Linked DNA regions of Homo sapiens: region 2 is linked to region 1. The links are chromatin loops, found by intact Hi-C in ENCODE. Cell type or tissue: heart right ventricle. All regions are shown on one strand. Each heading gives the region's core, and the rest is flanking DNA. Links, peaks and the distances in the headings are about the cores only. Region 1 overlaps UCHL5 (ubiquitin C-terminal hydrolase L5). Region 2 holds the start of RGS13 (regulator of G protein signaling 13).

Region 1 (10,480 bases), core at 1-8,000:
CTGAATGTAAGCCTCAATTATTAGGGTGTGCTATTTCTTTTCCTTCCCCCAAGGAGGAACCCATGGATACAGATCAAGGTAATAGTATGTTAAGTGCTATTCAGTCAGAAGTTGCCAAAAATCAGATGCTTATTGAAGAAGAAGTACAGAAATTAAAAAGATACAAGGTATGTTTTTAAAAATGTGTTCCTTTAATGTTTTAATATAGAGCAGTATATTTCAAGATGAAGGTACATTGAATATCTGATGGCTTTCCCTCCTATCATTTACCAGATTTCAAATAATTTGTTGATTCTCTTATCACTACAAAGATAAGTAGTGAGATGTCTTTCATTTTTATTTTTGTAAAATATTATTAGGAATAGAATTTTAACCTATTTGGTGTTTCAGTTCACTGTAGTTATTATTCCTTTTTTTTTTTTTTTTTTGGACAGAGTCTCGCTCTGTCGCCAAGGCTGGAGTGCAGTGGTGCAATCTTGGCTCACTGCAACCTCCACCTTCCAGGTTCAAGCAATTCTCCTGCCTCAGCCTCTCAAGTAGCTGGGATTACAGGTGTGCACCACCATGCCTGGCTAGGCTAATTTTTTGTGTTTTTAGTAGAGACAGGGTTTTGCCATGTTGGCCATGCTGATCTTGAACTCCTGACCTCAAGTGATCTGCCCGTCTCAGCCTCCCAAAGTGCTTGGATGTGGAATGTATATGTCATTTGTCATGTGTTATGGTAGTAAAGGATTATTTTTCATTTGAACCTCAGTGTAAGGCAAGAACTGTCCTTTTTGTTGCTCCCCACAGTGTCAGTAAAGTGTTTTGCATCATACTTAACAGACAACAGATACTTTGCATCATACTTAACAGACAACAGGTGATTGTTAAGTGAAATGAATGGGCCTTAAACTAGTAGGATTTCTTCAGGTGAAAGTGGTAGGGGCAGGCAGGCAGGCTCTAGAGTATTCCAGGCGGGAAAAAGGGAGGGACAAGTTCATGGAGATAGGGAAGGAAAAAATAATAGCTTTCCCAATTATTTTCCATTTCACATGATATTAAAAAAAGTAAATTACCCATCTTTATATATACTTATGTGTTTATTATGTAATTAACTAACTTTTAATATCTGCCCAAAATACAACACAAAGTTTCCATAACTTCCATAAGGTGTCCTGCTTTATTGTTTGGGAATGCTTTGTTTAAAAAAAGATAAAATGATTGTCATACTGCTATAAAACAAACATGTTAAGCTTTAATTTAATTAATTAACTGAAGGAACTCTAGTTAAAGGAGAAGTCAGAGAAGCTCAAATTTATATGAAGTTTAAATGAATTTATAAGAGATGGAAACTTTCTATGGAAGGGCAATCAATTATACTTCTACCAGGCAGAATATATAATAGGTCAGTGGCAGTAAAAGCCTAGAATCACATAACTTGAGAGGATGTTATCTAGACAGTGCATAGTTTTCCACTGAAGTAGAAATTTTTTCCTGCAGTGTACCCCCTTTCGATAAAAAATAATCTGAAGGAAAGATTGTGCTTGATCACAAAATAAAGCTGGTCTCATTAGACTTTGCCTGATTATTTGCACAGGTGAAGTAGCAAATGTTAATTTAGCTTGTAGATGTTTAGTTGTTTTTATAAATGACATTTTCATAAGTAATGTTAGATTGGACTTTTAAAGGCCTCTATTATTTGCTAAGTCAGGGGCAGGAGGCCCTTGCCCAAGAAACTCCCTCCACATGTTTTATTGTGTTAATTTTTATTCTCAGTGGGAATGGAATCTCATTATTTCTAAAATCATTTTCTTATGAGAATGGATATACCATTTCTATTTTGAGTTGGATGCAAAGAATAAAATATCAAAATTAGCAGAAATGTAGTTAGTGTGGATTGATGTTTTATTTTCAGATTGAGAATATCAGAAGGAAGCATAATTATCTGCCTTTCATTATGGAATTGTTAAAGACTTTAGCAGAACACCAGCAGTTAATACCACTAGTAGAAAAGGTAAGTATTTTATTGGTAGATACTTAAATTAAGTTTAGAGTCTCCAAAAACATAAAATGTATTTTTTATTTTTTGCTTGAATAGAGGTAAAATTTTTGGAAGCTTGTACGTTTTTATTCTTTTGCTTTTGCCTCTTGTTTTCTACTCTGTAAGAATTAGTTCAATTGAGACTGTAAAACAAAAATAAAGAATTACCCCACTGCTTTAGGCTTCCAGATTCTTAGTGTCAAGACCTCAGGTTATGCTGTATTAAAATAAAATTTAAAACACTTCCTTTAAGCAAAAGTAGATTTTTAATGCTGATAATTGAAATAATATTTTCCTATTTAGCAAAAATTTGAGTTGATATAACAGAATTTAAAAGTAGAATGGACATTGTTGGGTTTAAAAAAAAAATAGCCTGTACTACGAAATAGGTTTTCTTATTTCTAATTTAGTATCCATTCCACTGAGGGAAAACTAGCATAAGTTAGTGAAGAATTCTGATTTCTATGATTTTTTTCATAAGTAACAATAAAATATTTGTTGAATAAGTAAAATGCAGTTAAATTGTTTTTAAGTTCATACTGTAAATCAGTGTTTCTGAAAGTGAACATCAGTGGATACTCTTTAAAATACATGTTACCTGGCCCCTCCCCAGATATTCTGATATAGGGGAAGGATTCTTTAATAAGTTCCCCAAGTGATTCTAATGCAACTGGTCTGTGTACCACAGTTTGAGAAACACTTTGAGAAGACACTACTAGGCAAATAAAATTTTGGACCATTAACTTAAAGACGAGAATACATGGTAGGTATATTTTCCTTATTAATTTTAAAGTTTACAAAGCAAAGATTGATTTCAACCAAGCTGTTTCATGTTATACATTCTAAATAATATGAGATGTGAGCTAATAAGTTTTTTGTGTATATTACCTTATTGATTGAAACATGTGACCCAACTTTTAGCATTAAATGTAAAAATTATTGCAGAAGACTGCTAAATCTTCTCTTTTCCATTATAGGTTTTTCTGTTCATGCATCTCAGGGTGTATTCTAAGATGGGAAACTGTTTTTAAAGTTTTAGATTAATACAGGGTCCTGTGGTTCTCAAAATTGCTTGGTTAACAAGAATACCTAGATATGATGTTATTAATCATATCAAATGTTTTTCTGTTAAAAATATTAAAATAACTATAAAATGTGCTAAATATGTGATACATCAGATTTTAAGTTAGATAAATGTTACTAGGGACTAGGACCCTTAGATAAATATTAAATGTATAAATTTTGCATTAAAATTGATCTGTGAACAGAATTTTTTGTGTGTGCAAATTAGTAAGTAAAAGAACCACTGTTGTTTGATTTTTAATTACACTATATCCCCAGATTTTTTTGAGAGCATAGTTAGAGAACAACAGCTTGTCAGCTTAACATTAGAATAATTATTCCTTAGTTCACATTTTTTGGACACAAGGTGGCAGCATATAAATACCTGATGTTAGTGGAACACCAACTCTGTTGTGTTTGCCTTCATTTTCTTAAGGAAAGTAGTTATTGACCTTCTAGTTGCTTATTTCTCTAAGCTGTTCTTTTATTAATATTCCAGAAGCAATATTGAGATAGATTTATTTCTTATATACATGCAATAACTATTATTCTCCTAGGTTCTGAAGGAGCTTAGACTCATTTAATTGGAATTGTTGAAATGTTTTAAATTATTCATCAAACATTTATCTAGCTGCGAGGATATTCCAGGCACTCTGTTAAGGTCTAGGGATGTATACATAACTGAGACATATTATTTTCTCTTAAGCAACTCATGGTACAATTTGGGAAAGGAATAAATGAACAATTATGGTATTGTGCTAAATAGTATTATTTTGATAAATGCCAGGATAAAGTCAGGCTAAAGATCCCCAGCAAGCACAGGGTAGCTCCTAAATAGCTTTATAGCCACTTAAAATTTCACATCCATAAAGTTTTAAATATGTGGTGGGAATTAAGTGCTTAATCTGTAGCACTATATCCGTTTCCTTTGCAAGAATATATTTTTGTTCATCTTATTTTGGAAAAAAAAGATACCATATTAAAATATCATTTTCTGCAGATAAATGCAAATTTAAAAAATAAAGCGTGTTGAAAAACTGTTAGAATAAAGATTAGATTTTATAATTATATAAAATCTTTACCAGTGATAGTTAATTACTTAATGGTAATACTTCTAAGAAAAATTACCTATAGAATTCAGAAATAGATAAGTTGGAATAGTGGATCTTACTGTGTTTTGTTTTCAGGGAAAATAGGATAAAAGAACAAGGTGTGAGAAGGAATAGAAGGAAACAAACAGGAAAGATATGGCTGCACCATGCAGTGCTACTATATGCTGAGATTCTACAGGATGAGATTTTTGAATAGCTGAGGCAGTTGCCTATAATCTGTGATGACATAAAAGTATTTGACCTAAAATCTTTTTATTTGCAAAATAATAAATAAAAAGTGATTCTCCCTCGGCATGGCTATAATGAACTTGGTTAGAACCTATAAATGTTTTTGTTATGTGAGACTTTTTAACCGATGAATTCGTTGAATACACACCACATTTAAAAACTGCCTAGGAGGTAATCCAAAAATATATAGTTATAAAACTTCTTGTATTATGTACCAAATCTCTTTCTTAAAATATAAAATAAAATTATCTAGTTTAAGATTACATTTGTGAGACTTCTATTTATTCAGGTATATTTATGATTAACAAATTTTTGTCTACACATTTGTATGTAATTATGAATCATTGTCTATCTTAAATTTTTAACTACCAATAACTTAACGTGATGTAAAATCATAAATTCCATTGCTATGGGGAAATCCAAACAACTTCACAATATTGAATTTTGTCCACATTTTACTATGACTTTGTGATTCAATTGGTAATAAGTAAGCTTCAGATCTTTTTCTATTTCTTAATAGAAATAAGGTAGAAGAATAGTTAAGGCTAATCACAACAATATCTACATTAGTATCTATTAATGCAGAATTATCTGATTTGAGTCAGTACTTTTTAATATCATTGGTACACTGTATAGAAGGAAAGTATTTTTAACAGTATATATTTTTCCATGTTATTTATATGATTTTATTTTTATTTTTTAACAAAAACAGACCAAAATACAGGCTTTGAATTTAAATCTTATATATATGTTACTTATTAGCTGGAGCTTTTAGGCACTATTTACTTTCTTATAACCTCTTTCTCATCTGTAAACTGGGAATCATACCTACTTCACATTCTTGATGATTAAATGAGATCATATCTGTAAAGTGTATAAATTAGTGCTCAATTAATTGTGATAATTATTTTTAATTTTAATAAATGTATAGACACTCTGCCTTATATGTGTTTGCTCATTTAATTATGTTGTAAAGTTTATATCAGAAACCAGTAAATTTATTTCTTGTTAATCCTTCTCAATATTCTATTAAGTATACTCAGATCAATAAGGAAAGAAGCACATACTTTTATTTTAAATTATGCCTAAAACCAAATTATATTTATTATTTGAGGACAGAAAACTTTGTATGAGATGCGATACACATATCAAATTACAAATTATGCTTGTTAACTAAAAACGTTGATGTTGGCAATTAACTTTATTATTTTTAATATGACACACAGACTATTTGCTCTTATTCATTCTAAGGCACAGCACTGTTTTATCATACTGTTAAATAATAATTATACTACCTAATACATTACAAAAAGAGATTGTAATTGTTTTAATTGCTGTATTTTTTATTTAAGGACGTTTTAAAAAAAGTTGTATAATGTAGAAGTCTAATTCATTGACTCTTCTGAAGTGGCACAGTGGAAAAATATTGCATTGTAGTACTCTAAAATCTTGCTTTTAGAAATGTCTTCTGAACACCAGCAGAACTGGCATCATCTGAGAGTTTGTTAGAAATACAGAACCTCAGGCATTTTACTAAATCAGTCTGCATTTTAACAGGGTCTCTAAGTCATTGGTATATACATTGAGAAGCAATGCTATAAAGCATATGTCTTTGATCTGTATTGAGGACTTACTGTATACTAGCTGTGGGACTTTGGTCAAGCTTGATAACATCTATAAGCTCTGGCTTTTTCATTTGCTAAAGAATAAAACAAGTACTGTGTTCAAGCTATATAATTGTAATGAAGATCTATTGAACTAGTATGTAAAAACATTTTTTTTTAGGTCATATAAATAAAGTTTGTTGACACCAAGGATACATAATCCTTTAGTGACATTATGTTAAAGTCACTTAAACTGTTATGTTAAACTCATTTATTCACATTTGCAGAAACTAATGTAAGATTTTTCTTATGCTCATGTGAATAGGAAATGGGCAAATATGTGTATATATATTGTTTTGGAATACTCATGAATGAGTTTGACTTTATGGAATTTTTAAATTATTACAATTATAATAATTCATTTCACCTTCAGATAGGAAAGAACTGCAAACCAAACATGATCCTTTCTTAGGGCAAAGAATAACTATGTAATTGTCCAGGAAAAGTTTGTTATAAGTCTCAAGTTATAAAACATAATGCTTTAGAAGTCTTATAAACAATGTATTTCAAGCCTTTCAGCTTGAGAATACCCTCTTAGGCACATTTTATTCTAATATAGTCTAAAACTGACTTTTAAAATTTTGTAACATACTATTTTTAATTTTTAGGCAAAAGAAAAACAGAACGCAAAGAAAGCTCAGGAAACCAAATGAAGATGTTTTCAGATATGTACACATTTCTGCTTCTGCACATATTTTCATGGAAACCATTATGTATAAAGAACTTAGAGCAACATCCTAATTGGCTCAGTGCACGTTTGGCAATAGTGCCAGCCTGTCTTGTCTTTAATGCATGGATTCATAAACTTCTTCCCTACCTGCATCATGTGCATGTAGTGCATATTAAATGAAAGTGATATTAAGAATGCTTTCCCAAATTCCATTATTTGACATTGAGTCTGACAACTGTTAGTTTTCTGGTTGTCTAACTACCATATGAAGCTAGAAAATGCACAAACGATATTCCTTATCTGTAATTTAAATACTTAAAATTTGCAATTGTCAGATCTTGATTAAACTGGTTGTCTTATTTCTTCTCATCATTAACGGAAAAAAAATCAGTATTTCTATCTTTGATATCTAAGTGTTTTGAGGATTTTAAAACTGAATTTTATCTGCTATACCAGTTATTTGAGAAAGTATGATTTTAATGTAAATCATTTAAAAAGGACAAAAGTATAATTTCCAGTGATTTTCACTGCTGTCAGTAGAAAAGTAATAAACATCTCAATTTTATTTTAGTAAATTTTCTTCAAGTGTTTGGGGTTATTTGTTTATGTATTAGAGAATTGTTTCAGGAAGGTCTGAGTATTATGCTTCAAAGCAAAATTTCAGGTTAAGAAGAAATTGTAAATCTTAAAGAATGTTGGTGTTACTCTCAATGGAATATTGTTTCAAGCTTGTAAGCTGTGTATAAAAAAACTGGAGGTCTGACAGTTCATGTTATCTGCTTTTTTAAAAAGATGGTAGTGGTGATGGGGGTCTTTCTATGCCAATTTGAATAAATTTCGTACAGCCTGCAGTTTTCAAGAGCCATATGTAATTTGCTCACAATTGATTTTTAAAAATTGATTTGGGAGTTGCTTTGTAATAATCTTCTGCTTCTAATCTTCCTTTGCAAGTCAGACTTTAAAGAAGACTTTATAAAGCTTTCTTTTTTAAAGGAAGTAACCTACTTTTTTCTTTATCAAGAATATTTCTGAGGTTGATACATGACTTTAACATTTTATTATTTATTGTAAAATCAATTTAGCATAATTTATTTTATTAGGGAGAATGTGTACCCATCTTCCAGCTTCAGCACATTTTTAAGGATTGTTTTTAAGCTTAGTAATTGTGGTATTAAATGACTTAGAACTAATGGAGAAAAACCTGATAGGAAATTGATAGAAAAACGAATGAAATATTTTTCATACATAATTTCAGTTGGAGGTAATGGAAAATATGTAGTCTCTCAGTTATTTGTGGGTAAATATGTTTTGCTGTTGATACAGTAATAATTATGGAGTGTTTTCAAAGCCATGATATAATTTTTAAAAATAGATTTTTAAGGAAGGCTCATCTTGATCTCATTCGTTTATTTCAGCTTAATTTATATATTCTTTCCTATTGAGGCTTAAATTTTGTTAAGCAATGTGAGGATTATTGTGGTAAGTTGTATTTAGTAATCAATACAGTGTGATACTGGCACTAGGATTGACAAATAAAGCAATGGAACAGAAGAGAGAGCCTGAAAACAGATCAACGTTTATATGATCACTTGATTTCGACAAAGGTGGCAAAACAATTCAACAGAGAAGGAAAGTCTTTTCAACAAATGGAGCCAGAATAGAATAGCTGAATATCCATATAGAAAAAAGTGAACAATGACCCCCTACCTCACAAAAATGACTTTGAGATGAATCATAGACCTAAATGTAATATTTTAAAAGTATGAAGCTTTTTAACTGAAAACAGATGATATTTTTGTGACTTGGGGGGTTAGCCAAAGGTTTCTTAGGTCACAGAAAGCAGTAACCATAAAAGATCCAAAATTAGAGCTCATCAGAATTGTCATTGAAAGTGTTAACAAAAGTAATATCAAATGACATTTGAAAAATATCCTTGTAAAATGACTATATTAATAGGTATAAGGATTTTTCTTATTAATCTAATAAAATTCCTTAATAGGAATTTCCATAGCTTAAGAGTGGTTTATTTTATCTGCATCTTCTTTGGTGATTGCAAATCCCTTGTGATACTTCATGATTACTTCTGTCTGTGAATAAAGAAGTGTGACTTGTCTGGGTGCTATATGTTGCTGGTTTGAAATTAAGTCATGAAGCTAGAGGGTAGAGAAAATGGAAGAATAAAGAGCAACCCATAAATAGATAAATGCTATTTGGAAAGTTTTTTTTAAATGATATTTTATAGAAAATCTTGCTCATTTCATATTTAGTCTTTTCTAAAATTTTATTTAATTATTGGGTAGGTGAAGTCGCTTCCATTCTATTTTAAGCCTTCAAAATAGCCAATTCTAAGGGATGTACTTCTGTTATTATCAACAAAAACCTTGCCAACAGCTGCGGCACTGGCTACTCTCACCTTATATGTTTAGTTCCCAAGATAGCTTGCCCTTTTCCGAACAGCAGTCAGCTCGACTGTGCCACTAAAACAGACAAATATTTGCTCGGGAATCACAACCACGGGGACTTGCTCCCCCAGTTAGGACCATGGTACATATTTGTGTGTATATTATGGTGTTACATGCAGATTAATACTTTCAATTAATCCTCCTAGTTGCCTGTAACGTTAACATTTCAAGATGCATTTAGATATTTTTATCCTGTAGGAGGATTTTGTTTATTTGAGGGAAAAAAAGGGCTTTTAATGTATTCTCCTCAAAAACCATTTAGAGAAAACAGATAAGTAAAAATAAAATTTAAATTACCATATTTCTATTTACAGGGATGAGCACATTAACATTTTATGTATTTAGTGATCCTTTTTCCTCATGTGTACACATATGTTTTTGTGTGTTAGTCTTGCTTGCCCTCCCCATAGTCTGAAATAGTTCTATGAAGTTTATATTATTTTTAAACTTGATCATATACAAATTTTCAGGAAACAAACCACTCTAGCTATTTGAAGAGGAATGCAGATTTATATTGGGAGTTTTGAAACTACATAGTTTCTTACAAAATCATTGGAAGGTTTGGAGGAGCGGTTTCAAGCTTAAGTCTCCAGAGATTACTCCCATCCAAACATACAGTATTGGTGTACCTAGGGAACTGCTCACTTTTGCAACAGTCAGGGAGTTCACTGTTGGAACTATTAATGTTAGAACATGTTGCAGTAGTTGTGTTCAAGGAATGAGGAACCTGCTGTAACACTTAATGACTGTGCACTGGAATGCAGAAAAGTTAAACCTTCTATGCCTAAATGCCTAAAACAGACAAACTGGATAGTTATATTTTTAGAATGATACTGCGTTTTTTAGAGTAGTATGAATTCCTAGATCAGTCAAACATGCATGTTATTTAGTTTGTTCTTTAGTATATTGTTAACTGGCCTAAATCCAATGACTGACATGGTAAAGATTCACCACTTCTAGCATACTGGGCACTTTTTATTTTTGACTTGATTACATTAACTTTTTGAAAACTATTCAGTGATTTATTCAGCCAATCTTATGAGGTACATCTGAGTTGTTCTAGATGCTAGAGGATAGTATAACAGGAAAAAGCCCCTGCTCTCATGGTGAGACAGATAATAAGTATGTAATACAACTTTTCAAATAGTAGTATGAATGGTAAAAAAAATAGGGAAAAGGGGTGGGAGGAGCTGAGGTTTGATAGAATGGTCATGGAAGATCCCATTAATGAGATGTACTTTAAGTAGAGACCTAAATGA
Region 2 (11,010 bases), core at 2,030-10,029, 380 kb after region 1:
CAGTGGAGCAGGGAGGACAGAAACAAGGAGGAAAGCAAGAGAAAATGAGGCCCAGGACAAATGAAAGCCTGCTTGTAATTTCTGTTTGCCCTCCTTCCCTCTCCTCCTTCCTCCCTGCTTTCCTCTTTCCCTTCCTCCCTCCCTTTTCCCCTCTCTCTCTCTTTCTTTCTCTCCTTCCTTCCTCCCTCCCTCCTTTCTTTCTTTTCTTTCTTTCTTTCTTTCTTTCTTTCTTTCTTTCTTTCTTTCTTTCTTTCTTTTCTTTCTTTTCTTTCTTTCTTTCTTTCTTTCTCTCTTTCTTTCTTTCTTTCCTTTTTTCTTTTTTTTCTTTCTTTTCTTTCTTTCTCTCTCTTTCTTTCCTCTTTCTTTCTTTCCTTCCTTCCATCTTTCCTTCTTTCTCTCTTTCTCTCTCTTTTTCTCTTTCTTCCTTGAAAGCTGTTGATAGAAAGACGTAATAATGACAGAGAGACAGATTCTTGTCATTTGATGATTCTGGCCTGCATGTCTCTCTAGGAGGCATCGTTACAATAAAGTCAAGTTACAATGTGAGTGACATACTCTAAAGTTGGCAAAAGGTACATAGACAGAGTTTGAAAACACAGAAGAAAGAAGGAAAACCAATAGAATTTCAGGTTCCTGAAGAAGAAGGAGGGGCTAGAATTCAGAATGTAGGAGTTAAGACATTGGAGAAGTGAAAATACAGGAAATAGTTACTATTCTCTTGTAACTAGTGAAAATATAGGTATAGATTCAAGTTCATTTGCAGGTTTGGAGATAAGAACATATGAGAAATGTGGTCTGATCAACTTCATTTTCTATGTAAGTCTCTACTATAAGTGAGGAGGACCAAGAAGCAATAAAGTTATTTATATCTATAGGAAGGAAGAAAATGGAAGGGGAATAGATTAATTCACTTATTAGGACTCTTCCGATTGCAAATAGAGATTCACAATACTTAAGCAAAAGGGAGAGTTTATTAAAGGGATATGTTTGTGTGCATAGTTAGGTTCTAGATGACCTTAAATACCAGACTGAAGATGTTAGACTTTATTTTGTTAGTAGAAGTAATCCACTGAGGTCTTTAAACAGCAGTGTGATGAAAATAAAAACCTTTTTCTAGAAAGAAAAATCTGACTGAAAATGAACACTGAAATTAATTGAGACTAAAAAACTGTTACATTGACTGTCAATAGCTGGTCCTGTGTGTAATTGGACCTTGAACTGCATTAGTTCAAATTTCAAGCTACTTAGTTCGAGTTTCAAGATTCCTCATCTCTGTGATCACCTATAAAATGTAGTTACACAATGACTCGCAGCTTATCTTCTAAGTAGGAGGATAGGAAAAAATTTACTTCCTTCACATGTCTTCTCTGTGAATATTATTAGTCTTCCCTATCTTGTACTGAGACTTGACTTCTCCCCTACCCTCTATTTTTAGCAATAGTTTTTCTGTCCCACTGTCTTCTCACTTGATCTATTGGAGCTATGTGTACACATTTTCAGACCTTTTATTGTGGTGATTTCTGTAACTCAAATGTGTGTCTATTAATGGGTTATCATATTTTCTTTTATAAATTTAATGAAATTGGCAAAAGCAGAATGGTCTTAGTATGCAACACTCACTAAGGTCTGAAGTATAGTGAAGGTAAAGTAATTTCTGGATGCACTAGAATTTAGGGGCTTCCCACAGCTCCTGCAAGTTGACAGAGTATATTCAAATAGTTCTGGGGCCTGAAGCCAGACAGACATATGCTCGAGGTCAGGCTCTTATTAGCTGTGTGACCTTGCGCATATTAATTAAACCTCAGATTCTCATTTCCTTTTCCTTTTCTCTAAAATGGAACTGTAAAGATTAGAAAAATGAAATAGTTCCTAAGTTCTTTTGTATGTACCAGGAAACATATATTCTGTTAGACCGCATTTCTTCCTCTTTTTAAATTTCATCTCAGATCTCACAAGTTTTCCCCATTAACTTTATTCATTCTTCAACATGTCAACATATAATCTGCAAATCCTCCTTCTCTTCATTTTTGTTGTTCCCATGTTTCTATATTTCGATTGTTCACACATTATATTAATCACTGAGTCCCAGCTTTAGAATTAGTTGGGTCTACAACAGAGATTTACAGACATCTGGGTGTGTGTATCACCCAGATGGTTGGGGCTGCCAGAAGAGCTCAGGCATGGTTGAGTGTTACAGAAAAAAGGGACAAGAGGACAGCCCAGCCACAGCTTCCCTTTAAATGCAATTATTCAGGTTGTTCTCTCTATGGAGATGCCTGGTCCAAAAGGAGAGACAAGGCTGAGATCCAACCACACTCCCCTTGCCAGGTGTGAAGCCAAGTGGGGCTTCATCCATGTGGTGAAAAGGCTACTTTTTAATAATTCCAGCAAAGACTCTGTGTACACTAATAGTAGCCCTGTGCTCAGCTACATGACTGATTCAGTGAGGGTTCTTTGGTCCAAGCAACTTATTAGTTAGGTGACATTGAAAAAGAAGCAATATATATAGATATAATGTTATTTATATTTCTGATTTATCTACTCCTACTAGACTTTAAGTTTCCTAAATTGTTACATTCGAATGTTATTTGATGATTACATATAAGTAGTTGTTTATATGTTGGTTAGCATTCTAAGTCAAACATTTACAGATTTATTAAATTATGGAATACAAATAGAATATAATGTCATAAAAGCATCAATGATTAAATTGCAGAAAATATTTAGTGACAGAATTGTGTATGACATGTGTTATGCATAGAATAAATAGACCCTAAGAGTTGTTATGCATAGAATAAATAGACTATAAGAAGTTCTCTGGTATTCCTGTCCTTTAGGAAATGGAACTGGAGACTGGACGCTGTTCCAGTGACTAGAGTTCTGCTCCTGTGCCTGGAGCCTGGTGCCTTCCCGCCTGTATTCTAAGATTTCTGGGACTGAAAGTCCATCCACATGTTTGTGTTTCTCTCTATTGATTACTACTGGATTCACACGTACCATGTACCACTATTTTGTTGGAATATCACAGAACCCCCCACCCCCATCCTTATAACACTCTCTACATTGAAACAAAGAGATAAATTAAAAAATACTTAACCCAGCTTCAGGTACAAAAGGTCAGATTGACCACCTGAGTTTATTATCTCTTCCAACCCAAACACTAATAATATTATAGTAAAGGAACATGTACGGCTTAAACTGAAGGAAAAAGGAGATTAACCAAGGGGAAAAATAATGACAAAATATTCCAAAGTAATTTTGGAAGATGGAAGGCAGATGCTCAGAAGTAGAAATTAAAATTCTCATACCTCTAAAATGAGAAGAGAAAAGGCAGCGTTAGAATATCATCTGATAAAATAAGAAAATATAATTCACAGTCTGAGGACAAAGAATTTGCAAAATAACCATTGGTTTAAAAAGAAGTATCTACAATCCTACATTCAACAATATTTATCATTAAATAATACATCTCAATCGACAGTTTAATAGCACCAATATAGAGTGGCAGAATGAAATCCTCTCACATTTACAATTGAGAACTTCTAAGAAATATCCTTGGTAATTCCATAAAGGGAATGTTCTAATTTTTTACAAAAGTAAAGTTCTTTAGGATAAGGATTTGATTAAAACATCCTATTGATAAATTTATTTTGTTAGTTAAATCCAACCAAGGGCATCTTTAGTTGTACCCTTAAAATTAGAGTTCAAGTAGTCAATATGGATAAAAATAAAAAATAACTTTAAATATTTTATAGAACTACAAATCTACTTTGGCAAAAAGAGAATTCCCAGTGAAACAGTGATCTAAATTGGCATGACGTAGAACTGATTTAAATTGTGGATAAACTCACCAAGCTTCAAATAAACAATGATCATTTTTTTCTCATGTTGGTGGTATAATATGTGGAAACATTCCATTGACCTAAAAATAAAATAATAACAAAACCAAACAAAAACAAAAAGATTATTGTGTGCTTCCTGGAGAATGCATATTTGGCAAAGATTACTGTAAATGCTCTTAAGTTTTAAGTAAATACTTTTTCCACCTCGGAAATGCTGGATTATGGTTATTCCCATTTTTATTTATTAACTCTTTATCTAAAATTGTGTTAATATCATGGCTTATTATAAAAATTTCTTTACTGTTTTAATTTGTAATTTTCCATTACTTTTTATTTAAATAATCTATATTTATCTTAATATTGTGTATTAATTTGCTTTCCTTTTTTGTTTTTCAATACCCTCTTGGTAAAACTAGTGTGTACTTTTACAATCGAAACATAGAGTGTTTAGAACAAGTTTAGGTCTCCACGATGATTTTGCCTCCACTGTTTTCTCCTGATAATTATTTGAAAGAAATACATTTCACCGATAGAATCTAATTCTCAGAGTGATTATAAATGCATTGGTAATGGATTGAGTTGTATTAGTAGTATGCCAGAATTAGATTTGTTTCCTCCATTATTTAAATGAAATCTTAAAGTATTATGAAAATAAATAAATTTTCTTAAAGCAATTCTGTCTGTTTACATATATCTGCATTTAAATATGTTTCTTTATTTTATGATATAGCATGTTACATAAAATTTAGTAAAATTTGGAGCAATTTATATTTTAGTGAGCTTTTGTTGACCACAGCACACAAATTTCTTGTCCTTTAAAAAATTCAAGAAATTTGTGCATAGTTGTGCTTAAGCATAACATAAAAGAATAAAAAAATTCTACAAAATCAAGATTAACAATGTTTCAGATAAACCTTATAATAATCCACACCTGGCTTCAGTACAGTTAACAAAGGATGGAACTAATAATTTGGTAATGCATGATTTTTGAAACAAATAATTCAGCTATGTCTGATTTTATAATATGTTTTTATCTAAACATATAAAATGAAAAACATTTAAAATGAAAATATACACAAAAACATAAAATGAAATAATATACTTTAAAACTGTAGCATTTCCTCTGTTGCCCAACTTAGAAGATTTATTTATATAAGGAGTGACTCTAAGTTTTGTTTTAAATATAGAAAGCCAGGCAAAAGAATATGTGTTTGTTAGTTTGTCTTTTTTTCTTAGAAAAACCTCTGTTAACACTCCCAGAAGTTCTACCATTGAAATCAGCATCTGCTAGTGATTTATAGCAAGCCAATAGTCTTGTATTTATCAACTATTTTATAGAATCTCATACTTACAAATATATCCTGTCGAGCAGTCCACCATGCTAAATTTGATCTCCTCTTTGTTATGATCCGTTTGAAATCAGGTTCTGAAATTTTGTGAGACACCCAGCATTTTATTTTTCCCAGAGTAAAAGGATTTTACTGTCTCTATAATTACCTTCGATGGCACTCTGGCCTCAGTATGAATGTTCTGTTTTTACACACACGTATCTATGCAAAGAGAGGTTTTGTTGAATATGGAAAGTAGTGCTGTAGGACTCCAGTGCATTACTGATAAAGAGGTTTTATCTAACATTATCAGACCATCTGAAGTGATCAGATGATTGGAAGCAGCAGCTTCATGAAATCTTCAAAGTAATACTCAAATCTTTTTCTCCAAAATAATTTTTCTAGTTTTAGAAAATGTATAGTCTAAAGTAAAATTCCCTTTTAAAAAAGACAGAGAACTGAGTACAAACACATAGGACATCACTGCAAACACATGTTAGCAAATGGTTGAGAACTATTAAAATCAATCTGTTTGTAATAGATTACTAGGGACTTTTAACAACTGAAGGATCTAAAAAAGTATCTTTTCTAGTTATACCTCTCTAGTTCCTTCAACTGGTCCTCTACAGCAGTTCTGGACTCCGTTGTTCTACAGTTTGTTAACATGCCTTCAAAATCTGAATTGAACACAGTGCTTAAGATAAGGTCTAATGAATACAGAATATGGTAAGATTGTGAATGCCCTTGTCCTGGATTTACTCCAATTGTGTGTGTGTGTGGGGAGGGGTGGGGGAGTTGGGGGGTTTGGGGGGAGAGAGAGAGAGAGAAACAGAGAGGTAGGAGTAAAGAAATGCTAGAATAAAACAGCAGTAAAGAAGATCAAAATGTGGTTGATGGAGTGTTTCTTAAAATATTTAGGGGCCCAATGAGATAGAAGATTAACCTTACTTGTCTTTTATAATTTTGAGATTCAAACCCAAGAAAATTGAATTTCTCAAACCTGAGAGATAAGTTTGGGACTAGAAAAGGAAAGGAAACTTTGGAAAGTCAGAAGCTGCGTAGATGTAGCAATAATGTAGGAAGTGAAGGGCAGGTTAGCCTCAGCTTGGGAGGATCTGGGTTGTTTGTGGATAGCACTCATTTTCTCTGGGTGCTAGGTGTGCGATTTCCTCCCCACTCAGGACATTTTGGATGCTGGATCTCTTCAGGAAATCTTCAGTGTCATAGTCAAGACTTTTCCTCACCCCAAATAATTCATTTTTTTGGGATTTGGAATGTTTGCTCTTTCTCATGGTGTGGATGCAAGGAGCTGGCAGGAAGATTCTGGAAGTAACACCCTGTGCGAGTGTCAGTTTCAAAGCTTGTTTAATGGAGTCAAACATGAGAATCTCCCTACAGAGTAAAACTTAAGTATCGACAGGGACTGAAAAACAAATAAATCATAGAGTGAAGAGTAACAGCACGAGTAGGTGGAAATTCCTGGAGGAATTCAAGAGCAATGTGTAGATATTTGTGGCAGATTTCTAAACATGGTTTTGTTTCTCTGAAAAAGTGTAGTTCAAGTTCAGTTTATGAAATCATAGCAATATAATGCTTTGTACGGCACATAGGTGGATCAGACTAATTCAGAGCTGTCAGGTTAGGGCAGGTAACAGGATTATGCTTTCGTTGGTGCAGCTTGGGAATGCCCTTTCCATTGAAAGGCTGTCCTTCTGATGAACTGATCTGCTTACTCTAGAGCACTTTTACTATATTTCAATTTCAGCCAATGTAAGTCCAAAGTAACACAAGTTCAAATGTGCACAATTAAAAATCTTTAATATTTTTATGTTGAAAGTTCAAAATGAACTTTACAAGAGCAGAAAAATGAAGTATTAGAAATTATAAATTCAGAATTTGCCATTTATGTCTTCTACAAAAAGTGGAGAAATATAATTACTGGTTAATGTTCGTGATGACAGCTTAAGAAATAAGCCTACTATTTTCAGTGCATCCTATTTATACTATATAGTGTTTGCCATTTGTTCAGAGGGTGGCTCTTTTCAATATATTCTAGAAGCAAGATAAACTCTTGGACACTGGGGTGAATTGTCTGGTGAAATGTATCCAGTAGGCAGTGGTTTGTGCCAGTGTTTGGAAGAAGACTGGCTTCTGCTCCTGCTTTCCATGGACGCTGATCTGTCCCTCTTAGCCTTTCAGGTCTGTCCTCTCTGCCTTCATTTTCTTCCAAGCTTCTTTGCAGCGCATTCTCAGTCTGTCTTCATACACTCATTGTCCGCATCTTGGAGTGGACGACTCAGAGACTTGACCAGTCTCCCGTCCCCTCTGGTTTGCTGCCAATTAGAAACAATCTAACTTTGGTTTCTGACTTGTGTGAACCCAAAATATACCGACAACAAAAATTAGGAAGAGATTACTGAGCATTGAACACTATTGTTAGCATAAAATAAACCTCAGTAGCAATTAAAGTTAGTTACCAATTCTGTGTGCATTTATTCAGATGATTTGCTTTAAAGATGTCTTTAATTATAATCATGGTCCTGTTATGCTATAAAGTTTAGTCACTAACTCCCAATCATTCTTAGTTCCCTTTTGGTAGCTGCTTTAAATCCATTCTCTTGGCCCTTCCAGAAAGTCGGCAGTGCTCTCAGGTTTCAGATCTCCAGCATGTAATTGAAAAAACCAGTGGTCCTACTTGGTTTCTATTTTCTTCTGAGCACTTGGTGGATTGTCTTGTCCTTCCTGACTAAATTCTGGGGAATTCATTCAAATCTTATTGTTTCCACCAGTGTATTTGGGGTAACATTAACATAGGAAAGTGTTCTTTTCCCGGAAAAAAAAAAGGAGACACTCCACAGTTGTTTAATTTGCACTGAGATGAGTCTATTAGCTCTTTTGTACTTTCACATTGTTTGATCTGTGAAATTCTCTAAGGATGGGGTTAAGGGCACGTCCCTTTGAAGAGGATTTGCACTGGCTCTGTCAGGCAGCCCAGGCACTTCTCTAACACAAGACTGCTTTGTTATTTTCTTAGCTTGGGTCTCCTGGACCACACAGGTAGGGTAAATTTAAATTACAGACCTGGTTTTATGCTGAAATAGACATGTTCCTGTCATCAATTTTTGTAGGTGACTTGTTTTTTTTCTGTCTGCTGTTTCACTGAAGGTATAGCAGTTCAAGAGCCCCCGGCTCATATTAGGACAGCCTTTGATTTTGTTTCCTGGCTTGCAACAGATCTTAAAAGCCAGATCTCTAGGTTACTGAGATTAGCAAATGCTGAACTCAGCTAAACTTTAAATGCCAGTTTATCACTCTGATTTAGGATTCCCTCTGTTTTTTTCTTGATTTCTCTTAGTTTTGGCAAGCTTGCCTATGCATTTAAATGGGGTTGTTACATATTTTTTTTTAGCATTTCTGGATGTCTGGTAGAGAGAAGATTTTCAAGATATGTCTCGTCTACCATGCTTTCCTTTTATATAAGATAATGTTATATACTCATTTTAGATAAAAGTAAATGCAATAAAATGTCAAGGAAATTGGAACTTTAGCATTTCCTTGTTATCACAGATGGAAAGCATCGTTTGCTTCTTTAGATGCGGAATGCTTTGAACATACAAGGCCCACTGATGTGCAGTTGCAAAGCTGAAGCCTGTTTCCAATCACCTAATCAACTCACTATCCCTTATTGTTTAGATAAGCCTGTCCTGTTCTGCCATGTGCAAAGTATATAAATTTTCTACTATAGAAGTACAGAACAAACATACTTGTGCCACATTTCCGGTTTTTTTTTTCTTATCACAGAAATTAAAATGGTTTTTCTGTAGATCACCATTGAAATACTTTTTGTCTTATTCTTGAAACAAATCTATCCTCAGGACTTACGTGGTGTCTGGTGATTGAGGGCAGTAGATGGCTAGGTAGTGAATCAGAGGCAGGGAACATTTTAAAAGAAATAGGTACCTCAGTCAGCTGATAGGAGAGACTAAAAGAGCGCAGAGCTCAGAATTAGCCTGCATTCCTTCTCCCTGCTTTACCAAAGGAGTCTCCCACTTTTCTCATTCATGCTTCAAATGCATATGTGGACATAGCATTCAGACTGATGTAGTAGATGCTCAATAAATATTCAAAGAATAGATGGATATAGTTTTTTTTTCCCAACAGGATTTATCCAAGCTAAAAACTACCCTAATGTTCATTTTAACCAATTTTCACTTAGATAAAAATTATAGGGTGAAGTTTGGGAAGGATTATATTGTACAAGCTTCCCATATCTCATACTTTCCTAAGAAGTAGTTCTGCCTCTCTGACTGTAACCTTTTTGTAACCTATAATTTGTGTAGTGGTTAATGAGATATATCTGGAGATGCTTTGTAAGTATAATTTACACAAATATATATTTTTATGAGGCATGCAAATTTAAACAATGGTGTCCTTGTGACTTAGTCAAACAAGGAACTAGAATAAAATACAAGGCAAATGTTTTTCTTTAGGATTATGACACTATATCTTAAAACCTCTGAAAGATATGATAATGCAAATAAGATTAGATAAAACAAGTTTAGTTTTGTAGAAAAGGCAAAGAATTTTAAAAATTGCAATCCCAGAAGCTTCAGAAACCTACTTTGGTATGCTTTCCTCCATACAAAAAGTGTTGTTTAATTCCCCCTCAAGTCTGAATATTTGAGGAGTTGCTTTAAGAACTGTAAAACTAGTGCATCAACTACATGCTTTTTGCAGATATGGAAAATATTTTCTTAAAACATTTTTACACAAAGGAAAAGTAATTTTGCCCAAAGAAAATAACATCCAAAGGAAAATGAAGAGTGATTGGTGTTATAAGAAATATAATCCTGGAGGCCTGGAACTACATAAGGCATCCTGAATGTACAGCGTGGGGCCAATAGAGATTACACAAATGATTTTTATAGATGAAGCTGAGCAAAGGGGCAGAATGGGAAGAAGAACAACGGGGACCGAGACACAAGAAGGATGACTTTTGTTTGAAAAAGAAAATGTTCAGGGCATTAAAAACACATGCCCTTTTTTTACCCCATAACATTTTCAAACACTACAGAAAATAATATCTAATAAACCGTGAAGCTTGTTTTAACTCTTTTAAAAACTTCCAAACAAAGGAACTTAGGAAAAATGGCATTCTAGTTATATTTTCCCCCAGATCAGTGGGAATTTATTTCATCTTATTGCTTTTCCAAGTGAGTAGGCAGAAAGTAAATAGAAATGTGAAATTTGTATCGATTGTTTGCTTTCCTTATAACCTTTGCCAAAGAGCTTTGTGAAGGCAACTTTTCTAATAAGGAAGGTATTTTTATATTTAAATGTTGGTTGTCTGTGTAGGAAGTGGAAGAGCTTGTTTCAGAGACTGCTTCTCCAACCCCATTTTAAAGCAGAAGTTCCATCACGGACATTTAGAGGTTAAAGGAAATTTAGATAATCTAGTTCAAAGCTTTCATGTAATGAAGAAAGAAATTGATCTCTTGTGCGTTGCCCTGAGCCACACAGTAGCTGAGATATAGCTGAGTCAAAAACTCAGGCTGCCTAACTCCTGCGTTCTGTGTACTTTAAGGTCCTCATTCCCTTTCTGGCTTACTTCTGGTTGAAAATCAGATAATTGTGTATATCTTACATTCTTATCTCAGTTTAGGTAACAGCCTAAAGTTTTTAGGCCCTTGTGTCTTTGTATCTATCTCCTCTTCTTCTTTCTCTACTAGAAAAACATGTGACAAGATGCTGTGGTTACACGAATTCTCCCCTACTCTTGCTTTATTTTATTCACTGTAATTTATTCCATGTTGAGACTCTGGTCTTTTCTCTTAAGTGGT

What was found. A loop is a pair of places that touch in the nucleus more often than their neighbours do. Peaks named below come from ENCODE experiments on the same cell type or tissue, not always from the same donor. Only the 100,000 strongest peaks of a DNase experiment are listed, where the experiment ranks them.
Region 2: it touches region 1 in a loop (3-fold over the local background); 5 of 110 quality-filtered maps call a loop at or near these places.

The regions. Positions count from the first base shown.
Region 1 is chr1:193,012,613-193,023,092 of GRCh38, reverse strand. UCHL5 (ubiquitin C-terminal hydrolase L5) reads left to right here. Exons shown (of 11, transcript NM_001199261.3): 9 at 57-167; 10 at 1,898-1,996; 11 at 6,698-10,480. The coding sequence ends at 6,742. Among named protein-coding and RNA genes, the nearest start is that of UCHL5, 42 kb to the left of the region's middle. In heart right ventricle, for the core only: a CTCF peak has its summit at 3,441 (motif pointing right); no DNase peak of the experiment used is centred there.
Region 2 is chr1:192,630,502-192,641,511 of GRCh38, reverse strand. RGS13 (regulator of G protein signaling 13) reads right to left here and starts at 5,365. Exons shown (of 7, transcript NM_002927.5): 1 at 5,195-5,365; 2 at 3,852-3,922; 3 at 3,309-3,348. LOC107985241 (a long non-coding RNA gene) reads right to left here. Exons shown (of 2, transcript XR_001738348.2): 2 at 6,962-7,503. In heart right ventricle, for the core only: no CTCF peak of the experiment used is centred there; no DNase peak of the experiment used is centred there.